Linked DNA regions of Homo sapiens: regions 2 and 3 are each linked to region 1. A link is a loop called in an ENCODE intact Hi-C map of the cell type or tissue named here. Cell type or tissue: heart right ventricle. All regions are shown on one strand. Region 1 has its middle 11 kb from the start of LINC02175. Region 2 overlaps LCMT1 (leucine carboxyl methyltransferase 1). Region 3 overlaps AQP8 (aquaporin 8).

What was found. Hi-C counts contacts between places; a loop is a spot of excess contacts. Peaks named below come from ENCODE experiments on the same cell type or tissue, not always from the same donor. Only the 100,000 strongest peaks of a DNase experiment are listed, where the experiment ranks them.
Region 2: it touches region 1 in a loop (18-fold over the local background); 74 of 110 quality-filtered maps call a loop at or near these places.
Region 3: it touches region 1 in a loop (18-fold over the local background); 97 of 110 quality-filtered maps call a loop at or near these places.

What each region holds. Positions count from the first base shown.
Region 1 is chr16:25,051,532-25,059,531 of GRCh38, forward strand. No RefSeq gene overlaps it. Among named protein-coding and RNA genes, the nearest start is that of LINC02175, 11 kb to the right of the region's middle. RefSeq lists a silencer at 4,182-4,311. In heart right ventricle, a CTCF peak has its summit at 4,275 (motif pointing right); a DNase peak (open chromatin) is centred at 4,322; H3K4me3 peaks cover 723 bases; H3K27ac peaks cover 2,680 bases.
Region 2 is chr16:25,123,443-25,131,442 of GRCh38, forward strand. LCMT1 (leucine carboxyl methyltransferase 1) reads left to right here. Exons shown (of 11, transcript NM_016309.3): 2 at 5,033-5,124. Among named protein-coding and RNA genes, the nearest start is that of LCMT1, 16 kb to the left of the region's middle. RefSeq lists a silencer at 2,707-2,949. In heart right ventricle, a CTCF peak has its summit at 3,521 (motif pointing right); no DNase peak of the experiment used is centred here.
Region 3 is chr16:25,221,378-25,229,377 of GRCh38, forward strand. AQP8 (aquaporin 8) reads left to right here. Exons shown (of 6, transcript NM_001169.3): 3 at 80-206; 4 at 2,985-3,199; 5 at 5,691-5,825; 6 at 7,067-7,555. The coding sequence ends at 7,115. Among named protein-coding and RNA genes, the nearest start is that of AQP8, 8.4 kb to the left of the region's middle. In heart right ventricle, a CTCF peak has its summit at 4,064 (motif pointing left); a DNase peak (open chromatin) is centred at 4,044; H3K27me3 peaks cover 407 bases.

The sequences.
Region 1 (8,000 bases):
CTGGGTGAATGGGGAGGCCCCGTCTCATTCCCTGAAGCCTCAGATGAGGAAATGGCTATTGGAGGGGATTTCACACCTTTCAGAAGGACCCATTGTTCCAATTGAGCTCTTGGAGATAGGACTCAGTCAGTAAATGCTTCTTGAATGAGTAGGTGGTTGGACCAGATCAGTGTTTCCCGTGGGAGGAATGTGAGATGGTTTTGGGTGGTACACAGATGTTTTACATGTTAATAGATATTTATTACAGCATTGTGCTAGCAGAAAATATTGGGCAGCACATTTGACCTGAGTGTTTTTTAAAAAGTGAGTGATTTAAAAACACAGTAACTTGAACAGGCAGCATGTGAATGTCATGGAAACTGAAAGCATTTGTGGATTGAAAGAAGAGTGGGAAAATCTCTGAGGTCTTTCCACATCTGAGACGTTTGGTTCTTTGAATCCGGGCTTTAAATATGAAATCAGGATATAAAAATAGAAGTGATATTCTCTGGGTTTTGTGAGCAGAGATGTGTAATGGAAATTGACAGGCAGAACTGGATGTGCAGCCTCGTGGAAGGTGCAGAGATAACAGTGTATTAACACTTTGGTGTCTGCTGTGGGCAGCCTTGCGTGTGTATACATCATTTAACAAAATTGGGAACATCCTATACATACAAACAATAATCGGGTTGGTTCACCTGATACTGTAACTCTGTGTTCAGTTTTAGATGGGATCATTTGGTCATTGTATATGTGTGTGTTTCAGGCTTTTTGTACCTGTCGTCGCAGTGCCTTGCAGTATGACTGTGCCAGTTTAAGCTTCGGGCAGCTCAAGCACCCTCTTCCTCGTCTTGGCCAATGCCAAGTTAGATTAAACAATACTTTTGTTGACAATTTGATAGGAGAAATATAACTCTCTGTTTTTACTTTCATTTCGGGTTTTTTACATTATTGATAAGGCTGAGCTTTTGGTGTGTTCATTGATCTGTTGTGTTTCTTTTGTGAACTGCCCCCAAGTTTGCCTTTTGTCTTAATTTTTTCCTCTGGGATTTTAGGGTTTTTTATTTATTTGTTTTTAAGAGTCCTTCATAATGTAAAGATGTTAGTATTTTGTGACATGTTAGTTATTTCTCCTAGTTTATTTTAGAGACCGTCTCGCTCTGTCACCCAGGCTGGGGTGCAGTGGCGCAATCCTAGCTCATTATAATCTTGAGCTCCTGGGCTCAAACAATCCTCCCACCTCAGCCTGCCAAGTAGATATGACTACAGGCATGCACTACCGTGCCTGGCTAATATTTATTTATTTATTTATTTATTTATTTATTTATTTATTTATTATTTTTTGGTAGCAATAGAGTCTTGCTATGTTGCCCTAGTTGGTCTGAAACTCCTAGGCTCAAGCAGTCCTCCTGCCTCAGTCTCCCAAAGTGCTGGGATTACAGGCATGAGCCACCATGCCTAGCCTGTGTTTCCTAGTTTAATACTTGCTTTTCATGTTTGCTTGTGATATTCACACTTACTGTATTTCTTGTTGTAAAGGTAAATATTTGATTCATTCTGTGACACACCTGCTCTTCCATTTAATTTGTTTAAGGCTAATGAACCATTTATCTTCTTATAAACTTTATTTATTTATTTATTCATTCATTTATTTATTATTTTTTAGATGGAGTCTCACTCCCGTTGCGCAGGCTGGAGTGCAGTGGCACGATCTCGGCTCTCTGCAACCTCCACCTCCCAGGTTCAAGCGATTCTCCTTCCTCAGCCTCCCGAGTAGCTGGGATTACAGGTGTGCGCCCAGCTAATTTTTGTATTTTTAGTAGAGATGGGTTTTTGCCATGTTGGCCAGGCTGGTCTCGAACTCCTGATCTCAGGTGATCCACCTGTCTCAGCCTCCCAAAGTGCTAGGATTACAAGCAAGGACCACCATTCCCAGCCTTAAACTTTATTTCTATTTTTTATTTTTTTGAAATGGGGGTTTCACTTTGTTGCCCAGGCTGGACCTACATTCCTGGGCTCAAGCAATCTTCCTGCCTCAGCCTATAGAGTAGCTGAGACTACAGGCACGTGCCACCATGTCTGGCCCATTTAACTTCTTTGAAATCAGATGTGATTGGTTCTCTGTGTCCTGCAGTCACTGTCAGTTGTCATTACCTGTGCATGCTTACGTGGTTGTTATTCCTGGTGGCATGGCTGGGCAGCTGTGACTGCAGCCCCTGGATGCTTTAGTCCTCATACCACTTAAGGACCATTTGAAGAAGGAGCACAAATCCTGATTGTTGTTCAAAAACTGTCTATTCATTACTTCTGATGAGATGAAGAAAGAGCCAGCATTAAAACTTACAGAGCGAGGGCCAGGGCTCAGAAGACAATCTCAGAGAGGACAGTAAAGATCTCTCTCTCTCTTTTTTAAAAATTTTTTTGAGACGGAGTCTTGCTCTGTCACCCAGGCTGGAGTGTAGTGGTGCGATCTCGGCTCACTGCAACCTCCGCCTCCAGGGTTCAAGCGATTCTCCTGCCTCAGCCTCCTGAGTAACTGGGACTACAGGCATGCGCCACCACGCCCGGCTAATTTTTGTATATTTAGTAGAGACAAAGTTTCACCATGTTGGCCAGGATGGTCTCGATCTCTTGACCTTGTGATCTGCCCACCTCGGCCTCCCAAAGTGTTGGGATTACAGGCATGAGCCACTGTGCCTGGCCTAAAGATCTCTTAAGAAATGCCATATCACCAAAGCCCTTGAAAGCACAATAGTCCATATTGTATGGAAACTCAGACATCCTGAAACTGAAGACAACCAGCCTTTCCCATTGATCTTTTCCTTTTCATATGTGTGCAAGAGAGAGAAGTGATACCAGTCTGTTTTAATAAGTCCAAAAGAACTTTTCCAATAAACTCACAGTTACAATTATTTGGCAGTGTTTTTTCTTTCTTGGGAGTACATCTTAGGATTGATGCCTTCTTATTTGATGAAATACGTCATATGGTTAGTGTAGAAAATTTAGGAAGGATAAACCCAGAAATCAGAGAGATAATCATTTTCAGTATTTAGGTATCAATCCACTAGTAATTCTCTGTGTAATATAGATACATATGTATGTATTTACGGGCACATGTGGTACATATATTTTTGGCCTTACCTCTTTCTCTTAACATTATATCTGGAATGTTTTGCCATGTCTGATTTTCTAGTTTACTTTTTAAATGATGGGTTAGTATTTCAGTGAATGGATACACTGTAATTTGTCCAGTTACTCTCCAGCTGATGTCCTGTAAATCCTGAAACTTGCTGCTTGTCTCCCTTCAGAACTCCCATCAGCAGCGCCCGACAGCACTCTCCTCCTCACTGCCCAACACTGGGTGGCAAATCTTTTCATCTTGGCCACTCTGATAGGCTGGACAGTGAGATCCTTCTTCCTAGGGCGCATGGAAACCTGTTGCAGTCACCTGGGTTTGCGGAGTGGGAGGAGGAAAGTGTTAGGGGCACTAGAGGTGGGAGACGGTGGGAGTTGCTGGCTGGGTGTGTTTGCATTATGGACCCGTGCATCTCACCACTCTCTACCACTGTGCACCACTGTGACCATGGACAGGGTGCTCCTGAGGTCAGTCCCAGATGCCCACCAGGCGCTGCGTCCTGAGCCTGCCTCTCCCTCTGGCCTCCTCTCCAGTTTCTTACTGTCCTCCGGCCTCCCTGCCTCCTTTCTGTACTGGAGGCTCAGGTGTGTTCCCTGAGTCTTTCTGCCTGCCCTTCCTCCTGTCTAGAATGCCTTTTGGACACCTGACTCTCCCATTCTCCAGGGCTCGCCACGGCCATCCCGTTCTGAGAGAGGCCTCCCCCTATCATCTTCATCCTCTCTACGAGTCACTGCCTTCATTCCTCATCATCTTGTAATTATCTGCCTCTCCTTTCTCTCCTTGTTTACCACTGTACCCCCAGTGCCTAGCACTTGGCAGACACCCACATGTTCCTTGACTACACTAGTCGTATTGAATAGTGTAAGGAATCCGGAGGTGAGAGAATAGAAGAACCTGCTCTTTATTATGCAAGAGAGTAGTTTTGTAAGTCTACCAAGTTAGGGCTTCCAGAGGGAAGCATTTTGATCAGCTTTTCAACAGAGTTGCTTAGCAGTGGGGTGAGTGCCTTCCTCAGGGGAGTGGTCACGTAGTGATATTGTTGCAATGGTTCTTGCACTGGATGCTGGGGTTGGCAAGATTAGGCTTCTTCCAACCCTTAGAACTGTGGGGTGTGTTCTCATCTGTGGGTTTCAACTGCAGATAAAACTGTTAACACTAGATGGCACTAGAGGATTCATTTGAAATCTGTTTAAGGCCAGGCCGGTGGCTCAACCCTGTAATCCCAGCACTTTGGGAGGCCGAGGCGGGTGGATCACCTGAGGTCAGGGGTTCGAGACCAGCCTGGCCAACCTGATGAAACCCCCGTCTCTACTAAAAATACAAAATTAGCGGGACCTGGTGGCTCATACCTGTAATCTCGGCTACTTGGGAGGCTAAGGCAGGAGAATCGCTTGAAACCGGGAGGTGGAGGTTGCAGTGAGCCGAGATTGTGCCATTGCACTCCAGCCTGGGCAACAAGAGCGAAACTCTGCCTCAAAAAAAAAAAAAAAAAAAAAAAAGGAATCTGTTTATGAAACTGCCACCCACAGTGAAAAAATAACCTTTATCATTGCACTTATACCCTCAACACACACTTGAAACAAAAGTTGTCTAAGTGCAATGGCTCACACCTGTAATCCCAGCATCTTGGGAGGCCAAGATGGGAGAAATCACTTGAGGTCAGCAGTTCGAGACCAGCTATAGCAAAACTTCATGTCTACAAAAAAATTAAAAATTAGAATTAGAAACAAAAGGTTCACAAATGTCTTAACACTATGTGTAATGCATCTTATTTTTTATTTTATTCTATTCCATTTCTTCTTTCTTTCTTTTTTATTTGAGCTGGAGTCTCATTCTGTGGCCCAGGCTGGAGTGCAGTGGTGCAATTTTGGCTCACTGCAACCTCCGCCTCCCGGGTTCAAGCAATTCTTGTGCCTCAGCCTCCTGAGTAGCTGGGATTACAGACGCGGACCACCATGCCCAGCTAATTTTTGTATTTTTAGTAGTTTCACCATATTGGCCAGGCTGGTCTTGTACTGCTGGCTTCAAGTGATCCGCTTGCCCCGGCCTCCCAAAGTGCTGAGATTCCAGGCATGAACCACCATCCCAGCCTCACATTAAAAAAAAAAAAAAAAAAAGCAGGTTTGCAAACTAATTGATCTTATGATATTAATTAGTCACCACTTACTGTTTGAAAAGCACTATTTTAGATAACTGAGTAAGTGTATGGTTATAAAACTGAGTATGTTTTCCTTGGACAGTCTGGGCTTGTATAGCAAATTGTGCACATTAGTGAATATTTCACGTTTCTGTGAATTGCTGCATGGAACACCTGAACATGTGTTTTGGGTGTCTATGGATGACAGATTGGGAGATGTGTTTGTACAGAATTCAGCACCTATTGTAGTCAAGGCAGAAGTAAGCCTTGGCAGTAGATATAAAGAAAAGGTATATTATCTGCTTCTAGGAGCTCAGAGACATCACACACACATTCCCTACATTTTACCTTAGCAGGGAACAAGGAAATGGGGGTATTACTCAGGGTATCATTAGGATGCTTTAGGCTGTTAACAGAAGCCTGACTCAAATTGGCTTAAAGGGTAAAAACACTTATTATCTCACAAAATATACGTTCAGAGATAGAGCAGTCCACAGGCCCAGAGCAGCTGAGCATGGCCTTCGGGATCCAGGTTCTTTTCATGACTCCTCAGTCGTCCTAAAGCTGGTTCTACTCATGATTGCAACAAGGCTTCCTGTGCTAATCAGGGTTTCAGCTCCCAGCCTTGAAACACAAAGCCTTAACTCCTTGTACTGTAGACCAGAATAGAGACAATTAAGGCTCCCATGGCATTTCCCAAGTTGTACACGTATTGTTCATTCGTTCCTGGTTTCCCCACTCTGACCTCTGTAAGGGGAGTAAGAGGACGGCACCTAATACAGAGTCAGGAGAAACACTTGGGTTAATTCATGCTGTTTGTCAAGTGTTTCTGAGTCTCCCTTCCCCTGGGCACAGGTCTTTTCATTTAGTGGAATTAACTGACTAGCTCTGGCCATGAGTTTGCAGAGTGAATAAATGGCTGCACATCTTTTGTATGAAGCATGAAGTGAGGTTATTTGCTATGTAGGGTCCTGAGAAGTGAACTAGCACTATGAGGAAAGGGAGTCAGAAGCCCACTGTGGGCAATGTAATGGGCGGTACGTGAACATAAAGATGAATGGATGGCTGCGTCTTCGCATGTGTAACGGGGCACTGAATGTGCACTTGGCCTTTCGAGGTGGATGGTTGGTTTTTGTCGAGTTCCTTGACCTGGTTCCTGATAACTTGGCAGCGGACCCTGGCCCGAACCTACTCAATCTCTACTCACCTTCCTCTTTTTTTCTCCCTTCCAGGCTTGCAGTAAGGTTGGGCTGCTGGCACGACCCTTACATCCACCACTTTGTGAGACTGTCTAAAGACAGGAAAGTCCCTGAAATCAACAGAGGTAAGTGACCATCTCCCTCCCCGAAAGCTCCTTATCAGCCAAGAGACCTGAAGTTTCAGGGGTTCATTCATGTTTTTTTTCCTCACTTTGTTACCCAGGCAGGAGTGAAGTTGTGTTCGAAATTGGTGGGTTCTTGGTCTCACCGACTTCAAGAATGAAGCCGCGGACCCTCGCAGTGAGTGTTACAGTTCTTAAAGGTGGCATGTCTGGAGTTTGTTCCTTCTGATGTTTGGATGTATTCGGAGTTTCTTCCTTCTGGTTGGGTTCGTGGTCTTGCTGGCTCAGCAGCGAAGCTGCAGACCTTCGCGGTGAGTGTTACAGCTCATAAAGGCAGTGTGGACCCAAATAGTGAGTACTAGCAGAATTTATTGCAAAGAGCAAAAAGAACAAAACTTCCACAGAGTAGAAGGAGACCCCAGCAAGCTGCTACTGCTAGTTCGGGCAGCCTGCTTTTATTCTCTTATCTGGCCCCACCCACATCCTGCTGATTGGTAGAGCCTAGGGGTCTGTTTTGACAGGGCGCTGATTGGTGCCTTTACAATCCCTGAGCTAGACATAAAGGTTCTCCAAGGCCCCACCAGAGTAGCTAGATACAGAGTGTCGATTGGTGCATTCACAAACCCTGAGCTAGACCAGGGTGCTGATTGGTGTGTTTACAAACCTTGAGCTAGATACAGAGTGCGGATTGGTGTATTTACAATCCCTGAGCTAGACATAAAGGTTCCCCCACGTCCCCACCACACTCAGGAGCACAGCTGGCTTCACCCAGTGGAGCCACCTGCCAGTCCCGTGCCGTGCGCCCGCACTTCTCAGCCTTTGGGTGGTCGATGGGACTGGGCGCCGTGGAGCAGGGGGTGGTGCTCGTCAGGGAGGCTCGGGCCGCACAGGAGCCCACGGAGGGAGTGGGAGGCTCAGGCATGGCGGGCTGCAGGTCCCGAGCCCTGCCCCGCGGGAAGGCAGCTAAGGCCCGGCGAGAAATGGAGCGCAGCGCCGGTGGGCCGGCACTGCTGGGGGACCCACTACACCCTCCGCAGCCGCTGGCCCTGGTGCTAAGCCCCTCATTGCCCGGGGCCCGCAGGGCCGGCCGGCTGCTCCGAGTGCGGGGCCCGCCAAGCCCACGCCCACCCGGAACTCCAGCTGGCCCGCAAGCACAGCGCGCAGCCCCGGTTCCCGCTCGCGCCTCTCCCTCCACACCTCCCTGCAAGCTGAGGGAGCCGGCTCCGGCCTTGGCCAGCCCAGAAAGGGGCTCCCACAGTGCAGTGGTGGGCTGAAGGGCTCCTCAAGTGCCGCTAAAGTGGGAGCCCAGGCAGAGGAGGCGCCGAGAGCGAGCGAGGGCTGTGAGGACTGCCAGCACACTGTCACCTCTCACAGTAGGGCAATCTCCGCTCACTGCAACCTCCACCTCCCAGGTTCAAGCGATTCTC
Region 2 (8,000 bases), 72 kb after region 1:
TCAAAATCCTGACCTCGGGTGATTCACCTGCCTCAGCCTCCCAAAGCGTTGGGATTACAGGCGTGAGCCACCGCACTCAGCCTTATATGCCAAATTCTTATTTACACTTTAACATTGCAATGTGTGTTTCATGCTTGACTTCCCGTTAAATTGCTTTCTTTTTTTTTTTTTTTTTTTTTTTTTGAGACGGAGTCTTGCTCTGTCACCCAGGCTGGAGTGCAGTGGCGCAATCTTGGCTCACCACAACCTCTGCCTCCTGGGTTCAAGCGATTCTCCTGCCTCAGCCTTTCTTGTAGCTGGGATTACAGGCATGAGCCACCATATGCGGCTAATTTTTTGTATTTTTAGTAGAGACGGAGTTTCACCATGTTGGCCAGGCTGGTCTCGAACTCCTGACCTCAGGTGATCCGCCCGCCTCGGCCTCCCAAAATGCTGGGATCACAAGCGTGAGCCACTACACCCGGCCTAATTTGCTTCCTTTCTTTCAAGTTGATAGCTCAAAATGTTGACTTCCAAAGGTTTTTAGTTGTAAATTGAGTCAGAGTTCCCACAACTTGTTTCGCAGGGGTAAGGATAGGTTTTTACCAGGGAATTACTGAGTATTCTTAGTCCATTTGAGTAGCTTTGCTCCAGGAGGGAAGAAGAAAAAGAAAGAATCCTAGGAAAGGACATCTGTCTCTCAAGAGTCCATTTCCTTTCATCAGGAAAGCAGTATCTTTTCAGGAAACTCTACACAGTAGACCTGTTATTATAAAACAGTAAAACACTGAAAAAGTTTAAATTTTTAAACAACATGTTTTTCAGAATGTATCCTCATCTTTAAGCAACACATGACTTACGTGTACATGTATACAGACAAACACACACACATCATTTAAGCAACTCAGGTGTTATGAGGGAAAAAACAAGTGTGTATGGGGGGCAGATTTAAATCCAGGTGAGTAAATTTGAACACCTACATTAAACCTTCAGTTCTCTATGTTTATAGAATTAAGTTCCACAGCTGATGTAACTGACTTCAGTCTGTAAAGTCAAGCCTGCCTTGTAGGATCTTATGGGGGTTCCTATTTGTATGTATTCATATTTGGTCAAGCATTTGGAATAATGCCTGGCACATAGTAAGCACTTGGTGACTTGATTAAAGAAGTCAATGAGGCACCAGGCTTGATCCTTATAGGCCAGGTGAGCAGGGAGGCCCCTTTTCATTCTTTGATGCCTCAGATGAGGAAATGCCTGTTGGAGGGGATTTCACACCTTTCAGAAGAAGGCCCCATTGTTCCAGTTGACGCTCGTGGAGACAGGTCTCAGTCAGTAAATGCTTCTTGAATGAAGCATTAGGTGGTTGGACCAGATCTGTCTTTCCCGTGGGAGGAAAGTGAGATGATTTTAGGTGTTACACAGATGCTTATCATTTTTGTAGTTAGCTATTTATTACAGTGTTGTGTTAGAAAATGTTAGGCAGCACCTCAAACCTAAGTATTTTTAAAAAGTGAGTGATTTAAAGACACACTAAATTGAACAGGTGGCATGTGAATGTCATGGAAACTGAAAGCATTTATGGATTGAAAGAAGACTGGGAAAATCTTTGAGGTCTTTCCAAATCTGAGATGTTTGATTTTTTGAATCTAGGCTTTGAATATGAAATCAGGATATACAAATAGAAGTGATGTTCTCTGGGTTTTGGGAGCAGAGATGTGTAATGGAAATTGACAGGCAGAACTAGATGCACAGTGTCATGCAGGGTGCAGAGATAACAGTGTATTAACACTTTGGTGTCTGCTGTGGGCAGCCTTGCATGTGTATGTATTCTCTAACAAAATTGGGAACATCCTACACATACAATTTTGTGATTAGGTTTGTTCACCTGATACTATAACTCTGTGTTCAGTGTTCCTGCAGAGAAATCTTTGTGCCCATACTTGATTTTCTTAGGATTAAATCCTAGAAATGGGATTGTGTGGTCATTGTGTACGCATGTGTTTCAGGCCTTTTATACTTGTCATCGCAGTGCCTTGCAGTGTGATTGTGCCAGTTTAAGGTTCCGGCAGCTTGAGTGCCCTCTTCCCTATCCCTCTCCAAAGCCAAGCTAGATTAAATAATAGTTTTGTTGGGTCGGGCGCGGTGGCTCACACCTGTAATCCCAGCACTTTGGGAGGCTGAGGCGGGCGGATCACGACATCAGGAGTTTGAGACCAGCTGCCCAAGGTGGTGAAACCCCGTCTCTACTAAAAATACAAAAATTAGCCAGGCGTGGTGGCGGGTGCCTGTAATCCCAGCTACTCGGGAGGCTGAGGCAGGAGAATTGCTTGAAACTGGAAGGCGGGGGTTGCAGTGAGCCGAGATCACGCCATTGCACTCCAGCCTGGACAACAAGAGCAAAACTCCATCTCTAATAGTAATAATAATAATAATAATAATAATAATAATAATAGTTTTGTTGCCAATTTGTTCAGCAGTTGGTTCACTTACTTTCCAACTGATGTCCTATAAATCCTAAAACTTGCTGCTTGTCTCCCTTCAGAACTGCCATCAGCAGCGCCCGACAGCACTCTCCTCCTCACTGCCCAACACTGGGTGGCAAATCTTTTCATCTTGGCCACTCTGATAGGCTGGACAGTGAGGTCCTTCTTCCTAGGGCGCATGGAAACCTGTTGCAGTCACCTGGGTTTGCGGAGTGGGAGGAGGAAAGTGTTAGGGGCACTAGGAGGTGGGAGCCGGTGGGAGTTGCTGGCTGGGTGTGTTTGCATTATGGACCCGTGCATCTCACCACTCTCTACCACTGTGCACCACTGTGACCACGGACAGGGTGCTCCTGAGGTCAGTCCCAGATGCCCTCCAGACCCTGCGTCCTGAGCCTGCTTCTCCCTCTGGCCTCCTCCCCAGTTTCTTACTGTCCTCCGGCCTCCCTGCCTCCTCTCTGTACTGGAGGCTCAGGTGTGTTCCCCGAGTCTTTCTGCCTGCCCTTCCTTCTGTCTGGAATGCCTTTTGGACACCTGACTCTCCCATTCTCCAGGGCTCGCCACGGCCATCCCCTTCTGAGAGAGGCCTCCCCCGTGACCGTCTTCCTCTCTACGAGTCACTGCCTTCATTCCTCATCATCTTGTAATTATCTGCCTCTCCTTTCTCTCCTTGTTTACCACTGTACCCCCAGTGCCTAGCACTTGGCAGACACCCACATGTTCCTTGGCTACACTAGTCGTATTGAACAGTGTAAAGAATCTGGAGGTGAGAGGATAGAACCTGCTCTTTATTATCCAAGAGTCCAGCAAGTTATGGCTTCCAGAGGGAGGCAAATTGATCAGGTTTTCAACAGAGCTGCTTAGCAGCGGGGCGAGTGCCTTCCTTGGGGAACTAGTAGTCAAGCAGTGACTTGATGTTGCTGCCTTGGTTCTTGCACGGGATGTTAGGGTTGATGAGATCATTTCTAAGGTCCCTTCTGATCCTTAAAACTGTGGGATGAGTATTCTCATCTGTGGGTTGCTGGGCTACCATTCTTGTTTCAACTGCAGATGTAGCTTTTACCACTAGATGACACTATATGATTTCTTTGAAATCAGTGTTTCCCAAACTGCCAACCACACAGAGGAAATACATTTTTCATTGCACTTACACCCTCAACACACACTTGAAACAAAAGTAGGCTGGGCACGGTGACTCACGCCTGTAATCTCAGCACCTTGGGAAGCGGAGGTTGGAGAATCACTTGAAGCCAAGAGTAAGCATCATAAATGTCTTAATCCTTACTATATGTAATGCATCCTATTTTTTATTTTACTTGGTTCAACATTTAAAAAAGTAATGCAGGTTTGCAAATGAATTGATTTTATTGTATTAATGGGTCATGACTAACTGAAAACCATTTTTTTAAGTATATTGTTATAAAACTGTGTGGGTATGCTGTTTTCCTTGGACAGTCTGGGCTTGTATAACAGATCGTGTCCATTAGTGAGTATTTTCCATGTTTCTGTGGTGAGTTGCTGCATGGAGCAGCTGAACATGTGCTTCCTTTTGGGTGTCTATGGATGGAAGAGGTTGGGAGATTGTGCAGAATTCAACACTTATTGTAGTCAGGCCAGAGGTAAGCCTTAGTAGCAGATTTAAAGCTGTATTATTTACTTCTAGAAGCTGAGAGACATGACACACCCATACCCTTAATTTCACCTTACTTAGCAGGCAACAAGAAATGGGGGCATTACTCAGGGTATCATTAGGATGCTTTGGGCTGCAAGTAACAGAAGCCTGACTCAAATTGGCTAAAAGGGTGAAGGCACTTATCTCACAAAATCGATGTTCAGAGGTAGAGCAGTCTGCAGGCCCACAGCAGCTGAGCATGGCCTTCGGGATCCCGCTTCTTTTCATGAGTCCTCAGTCATCCTAAAGCTGGTTCTACTCATGGTTGCAAGAAGGCTTCCTGTGCTAGATGAAGCCTTAATTCCTTGTAGTATAGACTGGCTAGAGAGAATTAAGGCTACTGTGGCATTTTCCACATTGTTTTGTTCGTGCTTGCTTTGTTCATTTCTTCCTAGTTTCCCCACTATGACCTCCCTAAGAAGAGTGAAATGATTGGCACCTAATACAGAGTCAGGAGAAACACTTGGTTAATTCATGCTGTTTGTCAAGTGTTTCTAAGTCTCCCTTCCTCTGGGCACAGGCTTTTTCATTTAGTGGAATTAACTGACTAGCTCTGGCCATGAGTTTGCAGAGTGAATAAATGGCTGCACATCTTCTGTATGAAGCATGAAGTGAGGCTATTTGCTATGTAGGGTCCTGGGAAGTGAATTAGCAATATGAGGGAAGGGAGTGAGAAGGCCCACTGTGGAAAATGTGATGGGTGGTGTAACGTGAACATAAAGATGAATGGATGGCTGCGTCTTCGCTTGTGTAACAGGGCACTAAATGTGCACTTGGCCTTTTGAGGTGGATGGTTGGTTTTCGTCGAGTTCCTTGATCTGGTTCCTGGGAACTTGGCAGTGGACCTTGGTCTGAACCTACTCAATCTCTACTCACCTTCCTCCTTTTTTCTCCCTTCCAGGTTTGCAGTAAGCATTGGCTACTGGCATGACCCTTACATACAGCACTTTGTGAGACTGTCTAAAGAGAGGAAAGCCCCTGAAATCAACAGAGGCAAGTGACCATCTCCCTCCCCAACAGCACCTCATCAGCTACCTGAGGTTTTAGGGGTTCATTCTTGAAGGAAGTCGTGGTGTGCTCCCTTTCCAGCTGTGCGCAAAAGTGCTTATTTCCCCAGATCTTCACCAACACGGTGTGTTATAAACTTGTTTGCAGCCATAAAAAGGAATGAGATCATGTCCTTTGCAGGGACATGGATGAAGCTGGAAGCCATTCTTAGCAAACTAACAGAGGAACAGAAAACCAAACACCGCATGTTCTCACTCATAAATGGGAGTTGAACAGTGAGAACACATGACACAGAGAGGGGAACATCACACACTGGGGCCTGTCAGGGGTGGGGGGCAAGGGGAGGGAGAGCATTAGGATAAATACCTAGTGCATGCAGGGCTTAAAAATCTAAATGACAGGTTGATGAGTGACAGGCCCCAGTGTGTGATGTTCCCCTCTCTGTGTCATGTGTTCTCACTGTTCAACTCCCATTTATGAGTGAGAACATGCGGTGTTTGGTTTTCTGTTCCTCTGTTAGTTTGCTAAGAATGGCTTCCAGCTTCATCCATGTCCCTGCAAAGGACATGATCTCATTCCTTTTTATGGCTGCAAACAAGTTTTATAACACACTGTGTTGGTGAAGATCTGGGGAAATAAGCATATATATATGGCATATATATACCTATGTAACAAACCTGCACATTCTGCACATGTATCCTGGAACTTAGAGTAAAAAAGAAAAAAAAAAGAACACAATATCTACTTCCACATTAAAATCACAATAGTTTTTGAAATTTTATTAAATTTAATGAATTCAAAAAAAAGTATTAATCTTCTTTAATCTGTCATGTGAAAAATGGTATCTTACTGCAATTTTAAAAATGTTTCTCCTATTTATAAGTGACGTTGAGGATCATTTTCATGTGTTTGAAGCCCATTTAAATATCTTTCACTGTAAACTGTCCCTATCAGGAATCACTTTTTTTTCCCCAATGAGAAAAATACATAAAGCTTTATTTTTCACATGTGTATTCCTACACTAATTGGATAAATATGGAGAAACTGCTTTATAGTACAGGTATGAGGAGGAGAGTCTCTTAGAATTTACATCAGACTTTTCCTCTGGTTGGTTGGTTGCCTATGGCTCATCTAGGTGTCTGGACTAATTATGTGGATTTAATTGGGTTTTTCTATAAGGAGACATTCCAAAGGCTTTTGTATATTTCAGGCTGAGCATATCTTAGTTTTCACGCCTCTTGTCTGTGTATGTGAATCTTCCCTAAGGATGGAAATTGAGGATTTCTGCCCAGTTGCGCAGCTTGAGGGTTTTAAGTCTAGAGGACGTGGGTCTTTTACAGCTTTGTTGATGTTCCTCACTGTGGGTGGGAGGGAAAGTGTTGTGAGACCTGGTAATTCTCAGATGAGGGAGGGCTCAGAGGTGCTGACAGCAGTAGGCCTAGGCTTAGGAGATTTGGCCCTTAAGATTCTTCAACAGGGCTGGACGTGATGGCTCACACCTGTAATTCCAGCACTTTGGGAGGCCGAGGCGGGCGGACCACGAGGTCAGGAGATCGAGACCATCCTGGCTAACACGGTGAAACCCCGTCTCTACTAAAAATACAGAAAATTAGCCGGGTGTGGTGGCGGGTGCCTGTAGTCCCACCTACTTCGGAGGCTGAGGCAGGAGAATGGCGTGAACCCGGGAGGCAGAGCTTGCAGTGAGCCGAGATCACGCCACTGCACTCCAGTCTGGGCGACAGAGCAATACTCCATCTCAAAAAAAAAAAAAAAAAAATTCTTCAACAGGGTTGGGTGCGGTGGCTCACGTCTGTAATCCTAACACTTTGGGAGGCCGAGGCAGGTTGATCACTTGAGCTCAGGAGTTCAAGACCAGCCTGGGCAACATGGTGAAACCCTGTCTCTACAAAAAATAAAAAATTAGCCAGGTGTGGTGGCATGTGCCTGTAGTCCCAGCTACTTGGGAGGCAGAGGTGGGAAGATCGGCTCAGGCAATCAAAGCTGCAGTGAGCCAGGATTGTACCACTGCATTCTATCCTGGGTGACAGAGCGAGACCCTGTCTCAAAAAAAAGAATCTTCAGTAGATTTATTTTCCTCCCCGGCTCACAGTATGAGTAGTGTTGGCCATTTAAGTATTTATTTATTTTGAAGCTCGCACCAACAGGTAACTTGTTCCAGAACATAGCTAGAATATGGTTTCAGATGCCTGCCCCTTAGAAACTCCAGAGCGTAAAGAGAAGTCTGTATCTGGATGTGCATGTGCCATGTGCAACATTTGATTGGCAGCAGCCTGAATGTGTTAAGTCCCCAGTTTCTCTTTCCCAGACAGCAGAGTATGCAGGAAAGGTAGTCATTCAGCTCCATTCTGGCTTAGCAGTGTAAAGCCTGAGAGGGAAGAGATGGAGAATTACTTTTTGATGCCTTATTTTAGTGTTAATGACACTATTAGGCTCTGCAGATAATTTCCATCAAGGAAGTCAAAGGCTTTGAGACAGGAGCCTGCCTTATTCTCAGCCAGATTGAGAAATTGACCAAATGACTATAATTCTTGTGTGTGCAGGGAATCTTGGCTCTCAAGTTGGATCCTGTAGGTGGGTTCTATAAGAAATGCCAAGAAATTTTAAAGTGGTGGTTTCTGAAAACAAGGACATGCAATTTTATTTTGCATTCCCTCCCCTGCTTTTGAGGCAGATTTCCTAACAAATGCTGCACAGGCAAAGACCCCCACCCCACGCCCTGGCGGCACCCCTCTCTTCTACCCTGTATTTGAACCTTTAGAATGCAGCCAGATTGGAGAGTGCCTCCCAAATGGTGTATGGTGAGGACATTTTTCCCCCAGTGTCCAATCCATCGCGGATGA
Region 3 (8,000 bases), 170 kb after region 1:
GGCTGGGACACACTGTCTCAAGTGCCAGCCATGTGGTCAGCCCTGGGCTCATGACTTCCTCTGCTCTTGTGGGTTACAGTGGTGGACACTTCAACCCTGCGGTGTCCCTGGCAGCCATGCTGATCGGAGGCCTCAACCTGGTGATGCTCCTCCCGTACTGGGTCTCACAGCTGCTCGGGGGGATGCTCGGGGCTGCCTTGGCCAAGGTGGGTAAACCCCAGGGGCTGGGCTAGTCTTCCTCTCTGATGGGGCTGCTGGAGGTGCATATGTGGGTGTGTGTGTGGGACAGTGGGGAGTGGGGAAATGTCCAATCTTTTGCTTGTTTCTGCCAGTGGAATTGGTGGACGTTTTTCTTCTCTCTTTCTTTCTTATTGCATTTTATTGTATTTTTTATTTGTTTGTTTTTTTGAGATGGAGTCTTGCTCTGTCACCCAGGCTGGAGTGCAGTGGCCTGATCTTGGCTCACTGCAACCTCTGCCTCCTGGGCTCAAGCAATTCTCCCACCTCAGCCTCCTGAGTAACTGGGATTACAGGCGCATGCCACCATGCCCAGCTAATTTTTGTATTTTTAGTAGAGACGGGGTTTCATCATGTTGGCCAGGCTGGTCTTGAACTACTGAGCTCAAGTGATCTACCTGCCTTGGTCTCCCAAAGTGCTGGGGTTACAGGCATGAGCCACTGTGCCCGGCCTCTCTTTTTTATTTTAGAGATAGGGTCTCACTCTGTTGTCCAGGCTGGAGTGTGGTGGTGCAATCATAGCTCACTGCAGGCTCGACCTCCTGGGCTCAAGTGATCCTCCTGCCTCAGCCTCTTGAGTAGCTGGGACTACAGGTGTGTGTCACCACACCCAACTAATTTCCTCTGCCTAGGAAAACCAGAGACCTTTGTTCACTTGTTTATCTGCTGACCTTCCCTCCACTATTGTCCTATGACCCTGCCAAATCCCCCTCTGTGAGAAACACCCAAGAATTATCAATAAAAAATAAATAAATTAAAAAAAATTTTTTTCTGTAGAGGTGGGCTCTCGCTGTGTTGACCACATTGGCCTCCAACTCCTGGCCTCAAGTGATCTTCCTGCCTTGGCCTCCCAAAGTGCTGGGATTACAGACATGAGCCACCGAGCCTGGCCAGCCACAGAGTTTTCATAGCTTTATGCATAAATCCATGGATAGACTTTCTCCCTTCATCCCTCTTTTTCTTTTTTTTCCCTCTCTTTCTTTCTTTTCTTTTGCCCTTAAGTCTTGGTTCAGCCAGGGATACTTCAAGCCCTTCAAGATGTGGGCCTTGCTTGGTGTGTGTGTGGGGGGTGGTGGATGGGGGAGCTCTGTCAGCTTGGCTGTGATAGGGTCTGAAGCTGTAAGTGCTGACCCACCGCAGACTTTGTTCTCAAGCCTCACTTTACTGTCATCCCCTGCTGTGGTCTCTCCATGTCCCAATTTGAGAGCCACAGCCTGTTCCCCTGTCTATGGAACACGCCCGGGACCTTCCTTCTCGGCTTCTGCTCTGAAAAGCAGTGGCCAGACTCGAGCTCAAGCCCTGCCACTTAAAACCTGTCAAACATGGTTCTGACAGCTGCGGGGCAGCAGGGTTCCCTAAGCACATTCTTCCTGCTAAATGTTTTACACATATTCTCTTATTTCATCTCCCAGCAACTTTATGAAAAACCATAGTCAGTTCATAGAGAGCGCTTACCTTGTGCCAGGCACACCAACGGCCTTGTCTGTGAGCTGGGAGCTGTCAGTATCATCCCTATTTTATAGATGAGAAAACAGAGGTGCAGAGAAGCAGGTAACTTGCTCAAGTTCAGACGTGCCTGTAAGCAGCACAGCCCCGACTGGATCCAGAGTCCAGAAGCTTGTGCACTGCACTGTCTTTCCCCTTCGGGGCTGTGATAGCCCTGAGGCCGATCGCCCATAGAAATAATTGAGCTCAGGCTTCAGGGCTCTCCTGCACATGCCCCTTCCACGGTCCTGTGGGGGCTTAGCAATGAGTTCACCTGATCATATGTGTTTGTAAAGTTTCTAAGAGTAAGGTATTTTTAGCCACGCATGGCGGCTGGTGCCTGTAATCCCAGCATTTTGGGAGGCAGAGGCGGGAGGATCACTGGAGCCTAGGAGTTCCAGACCAGCCTGGGCAACATAGTAAGACCTTCCATCTCTACAAAAAATTTTAAAAAAAACATTAGGTGGGCATGGTTGGTATGTACCTGTGGTCCCAGCTACATGAGAGGCTGAGGTAGGAGGAACACTGGAGCCCAGGAGGTCCAGGCTGCAGTGAGCTATGATCGTGTCACTGCACTCCAGCCTGGGTGACAGAGCTAGACTCTGTGTCAAAGAAAAATAAAAAGATAGTTTATGTTCTTTTTCTCAAAGAGGATCATCTAAGTTACATAAGTTTTAGGTCTGTAACCTGGAGCCATGACTGGGTTATCCCCATTTTTCTTTTTCTTTTTCTTTTTTTTTTTTTTGAGACGGAGTCTTGCTCTGTTGTTCAAGCTGGAGTGCAGTGGTGTGATCTCAGCTCACTGCAACCTCTGCTTCCAGAGTTCAAGTGATTCTGGTGCCTCAGCCTCCTGAGCAGCTGGGATTACAGGTGCCTGCCACTTCACCCCGCTAATTTTTGTATTTGTAGTGGAGATGGGGTTTCACCATGTTGGCAAGGCTGGTCTCAAACTCCTGGGCTCTAGTGACCCACCCATCTCAGCCTCCCAAAGTGCTGGGGTTGCTGGCGTGAGCCACCACGCCTAGCCCCATTACTATTTTTCAGCTGAACAAAGTGAGGCTCAGAAAGGTTCAGTAGTTCACGCAGGGTCGCACAGTAAAATCTGGCAGAGCTGGGATGTGGATGCAGGTATATCTAACTGAAATTGGACATAACCCTTCACTGGCTCTTAAGGTGGGTAGCATGCGTTTTTTAGGCCCTCTCCCCTCAGTTTCCAGCTGTCTCTCTGCCCCACTGTGAGGCTCAGCAGCTTCTCTGTGCAGGCGGTGAGTCCTGAGGAGAGGTTCTGGAATGCATCTGGGGCGGCCTTTGTGACAGTCCAGGAGCAGGGGCAGGTGGCAGGGGCGTTGGTGGCAGAGATCATCCTGACGACGCTGCTGGCCCTGGCTGTATGCATGGGTGCCATCAATGAGAAGACAAAGGGCCCTCTGGCCCCGTTCTCCATCGGCTTTGCCGTCACCGTGGATATCCTGGCTGGGTGAGTGTCCCTTGGCAGTGGGGTGACCATGCCCAGATCTGTGCTGTTCAGCTCTGGGGGATTTCAGGCCTGAGGGTCACAGATTCAGTTGCTATTAGGGGCCAGGAAGGTGCTGCAAATGGGGAGGGGGGCTGGCATCAGGCAGACAACAGGGAGTGGTGGGGACTGCAGTGTCAGAGGTGCTGCAGTCAGTTCAGCTCTTGTCAATTATTGCTGGGTACATGGGTCTGGGCTGATGCTTTCATTCAAAGGAAGTCAGAAATTTAAATCTGTATGTGATGTTTTCCAATGTTGGTAGCGTAAATACAACATTTCTGTGAACTGTGTTCATTCGGTCAGCGGGCAGCCGGGTTTTAGCCTCAGGCTTACAAAGAGCATGTGTAGCTGTTGTCTCATTTATTTTTAGACTCCCAGCAGGCTTTGGAAGGGATTAAGTAGACAAGATTGGGGATGATGTCTCCCGTTTTATAGATAAGGAAACTGAGGCTTAGAGAGGACAGAAGTGACTTATTTAAGGTCAGTGGGCAGTGGCAAATTAAGTGATAGATTTGGGACAAGAGGCTGAGTGAACCCTTTTAATTTTTGTTGTAGAGATAGGGGTCACGCTCTGTTGCCCAGGCTGGTCTTGAACTCCTGGCTTCAAGCCATCCTCCTGCGTTGGCCTCTCAAAAGTACTGGAATTACAGGCATGAGCCACAGTGCCCAGCCCAGGGAGCCCCTCCCTAATGTCTGACTCTTTCCTTTCTTTTGGACACAGAACCAAGTCTAACCTTTCTCCTGGGTCAGCTCTCCCTCAACTTTGGGAGGTGGAGCCTGGGGCAGGCTGGGGAATGTGTGTGTAAAGCTGTGGCCATGCTTTGCTGCCCCCTAGTGGTCTTTGATTCACTTACAAGCCCTTTTTTTTTTTTTTAGCTCCGCTTCCCGGGTTCACGCCATTGTCCTGCCTCAGCCTCACGAGTATCTGGGACTACAGGCGTCCGCCACCACGCCCGGCTAATTTTTTTTTGTATTTTTGGTAGAGACGGGGTTTCACCGTATTAGGCAGGATGGTCTCGATTTCCTGATCTCATGATCCGCCCGCCTTGGCCTCCCAAAGTGCTGGGATTACAGGCTGAGCCACCGCGCCCCGCCTACTTACAAGCTTTTTGACTTCGAAGCTGGACACAGGGTGGGGATGAGGTCTACAGGCCCCCAGCTGGAGAGAATGGGGTAAAGACAGAGCCCCAGAACGAGAGGAGTGCACCTGGGGAAGAGTCTCCCTGTAGGATTCTGGGTCTTAAGCTTGTGGTGCAACAAGGGCCTCATCTGGACCAGCTAGATTAGTTAATGCTTTTTGTACATTAATTATATTCGAGGTGTGGGCTCCATTTGCATTTTCTCATTCACTCCTGATGACAACCTATGGGATAGTCACTTTCACCTCACCTGAACACAGAGAGGTTCATGGAGGTTCCCACACCTAGAACTATCTGGGCTGGGGTTTTTCTTTCTTTATATGTATATTTTTAAAGCTTTGTGGGTGAACCTAGTAGGTGTATATATTTCTGGGTTACATGAGATGTTTTGGTACAGGCATGCAATGCATAATTATCACATCAAGGTGAATGGGGTATTCATCCCCTCAAGCATTTATTTTTTGTGTCACAAACAATCCACTTATACTCTTCGTTATTTTATTTTATTTTTAGTTTTAGTTTTTGAGACAGAGTCTTGCTCTGTCACCCAGGCTGGAGTGCAGTGGCATGATCATGGCTCACTGCAACTTCCAACCCCCAGGTTCAAGCAATTCTCCTGGCTTAGCCTCCCCAGTAGCTGGGACTACAGGCGTGTGCCACTATTCCCAGCTAACTTTGTATTTTTAATACAGACAGGGTTTCACCATGTTGGCCAGGCTGGTCTCTAACTCCTGACCTCAAGTGATCTGCCTGCCTTGGCCTCCTAAACTGCTGGGATTTCAGGCATGAGCCTCTGTGTCTGGCTGAGGTTACATGAGATGTTTTGATACAGGTATGCAATGTGTAATAATCACGTCAAAGTAAACGGGGTATTCATCCCCTCAAGCATTTATTCTTTGGGTCACGAACAATCCTATGATACACTTTTTGTTATTTTATAATGTGTGGGCTGGGTTTTGAATCTAGGTCAGCTTGACTCCAAAAGGATTGAAACTGATTGACTTTCCTTTGTAGACTTTGGAGCAAATGTAGCTCCAGCTTCTCTTCCTGCCATCACCCAGTAGGCATTTTTGCTGGGCATTCTAGAGGAGTGTGTGGGGAGTGCTGGACTGCACGCCCAGCGGGGAGCCATGCCTTCTGCTTCCTGGTGCTAATAGCCCCTCTGCCTTCTTTAGGATCTACCCAGGAGCTCATGATGTAGGAGTTTAGAGAGGGTTTCTGGGTGGTGTGTGACTAGGCCTAGTTGGGGACATGAGTGTGAGGTGAGGTGGGGTTTGGCTGGGATCCTGGTGACCTTGGTGCCTGGGTGTTTGCAGGGGCCCTGTGTCTGGAGGCTGCATGAATCCCGCCCGTGCTTTTGGACCTGCGGTGGTGGCCAACCACTGGAACTTCCACTGGATCTACTGGCTGGGCCCACTCCTGGCTGGCCTGCTTGTTGGACTGCTCATTAGGTAGGAGTGTGACACAGGGTCACCGGCCCATTGGATGGGCACTTGGCAACATCTCCCAGAGAGTCCGGGACTAGAGGGCTAGGCTCTCACTTGGGTTTGGAAGAGAAAAGAGGGAGCCTCTTTAGAGGCAAAGAAAATGGCTCCATCTAGGAGCTTTGGTTGCAAGTGACAGAGATCTATTTCAAAATAGCTTATGTCATAAAGAGGAATTCATTGGCTCACATCATCAAAAACTTCACAGGTAGCAGTGGTTTCAGGTGGCGCTCAAACAATGTCTTTAGGACTTGGTCTTTCTCCTTTTCTTTTTTTGACAGTTTCCCTCTGTTGCCCAGGCTGGAGTGCAGTGGTGTGATTCTGGCTTATTGCAACCTCCGCCCCCGGGTTCAAGAGATTCTCCTGCCTCAGCCTGCCAAGCAGCTGGGACTACAGGCGCCGCCACCACGCCCAGCTAATTTTTATATTTTTAGTAGAGTCGGGTTTTCACCGTGTTGACCAGGCTGGTCTCGAACTCCTGACCTCATGTGATCCACCTGCCTGGGCCTCCCAAAGTGCTAGGATTATAGGCATGAGCCACCGCGCCCAGCCAGTTTTTGTGATTTTTTTGGTAGAGATGGGGCTTCACCATGTTGGCCAGGCTGGTCTCCAACTCCTGACCTCAAGTGATCTGCCTCCCAAAGCGCTGGGTTACAGGCGTGAGCCACTGCACCCGGCTTCATTTAATTCTGGGCTTTCAGAGTGGCAGCAATGAGCATCTTCAGGAAAAGGGTTAGAAACCAAGCAGGACCCGGGCATGTGGTTCACGCCTGTAATCCCAGCAGTTTGGGAGGCCAAGGTGGGTGGATCACTTGAAGTCAGGAGTTGGAGACCAGCCTGGCCAACATGGTTAAAACCCTGTCTCTACTAAAAATACAAAAATCAGCCAGGTGTGGTGGTGCTTGTCTGTAGTCCCAGCTACTCGGGAGGCTGAAGTATGAGAATTGCTTGAACCCAGGAGGTGGAAGCTGCAGTGAGCTGAGATCATGCTACTGTACTCCAGCCTGGGTGAGTGAGACTCTGTCTCAATTAAAAAAAAAAAAAGAAACCAAGCAGGAAACTGTCTCTCTCTCTGCAAGGGGATCTGGCTATTAAGGCTGGGGAGGCTCAGGAAGTCATCTTTCTGGAGACTTCTGAGCCTGGAGACATGACGAAGGGCTGGGTCTCACCTCCGGGGCAGAGACCTTACTGGGTCATCTTTCTTGCAGGTGCTTCATTGGAGATGGGAAGACCCGCCTCATCCTGAAGGCTCGGTGAAGCAGAGCTCGTGGGATTCCTGCTGCTCCAGGTGTCCTCAGCTCACCTGTCCCAGACTGAGGACAGGGGAGTTCCTGCATTTCCTGCCAGGGCAGAGGCCCAGAGGAGCGACCCCCTGCTTCCACTGCTTGGGCCTGCTTTCTCAGATAGACTGACTGCTGAGGAGGCTCTAGGTTCTTGGAATTCCTTTGTGCTCATCAGAGACCCCAGCCTGGGGAACACGCTGCCCGCACTGCCCAGAGAGCAGTGCAAACACCACAACACGAGCGTGTTTCTTGAGAGGAATGTCCCCGAGTTGGACAAGGAGGCTGTTTCTGCACATCAGCTCATTTCCCGCACCCCATTTCTTGCTTGATTGCTTTGTTGGGGGCCTGGCCACTTCCTTGCTTCTCAAGCTGACAATTCTCACTTTGCAATAAATAGTCCAGTGTTTCCTTCCACGTGCTCACTGGCTTGCCTTTCATTTGAGAAATGGGCACTGCTGAGGAGAAAGCAAGCAAAAAAAAAAGTCTGGGGTTAGGCCTTGGCTGGGGTTAGGCCTGAGCTGATCCCACAGCCCAGCTCAGAGTCCTGGGCCATGGCAGGCTCTTGAAGTTGAGGCCAGACCAGAGCCTGTCTCCACTTGGACGGGCCCATCCTGGAGCTCTGTCTGGAGCTCAGAGTGCATATTGAGTCCAACTTGGAGTCTAGTCAGAGTCAATTCCAGATCACAGACCTCAGGACCCTGCTGAAAACCCCCAGGCAGAGTCCAGGGTCTGGCTGAGTGCCCAGTGCTGTCCCTACTCGAGTGCTTGGTGCTGTCCAGGACATGGGTCAGCCCATTCATTCACTCTAGGTGGGGAGGTGGGGGGGTGGGTGGGATTGGGATGGGCTGCAAGAATTTCC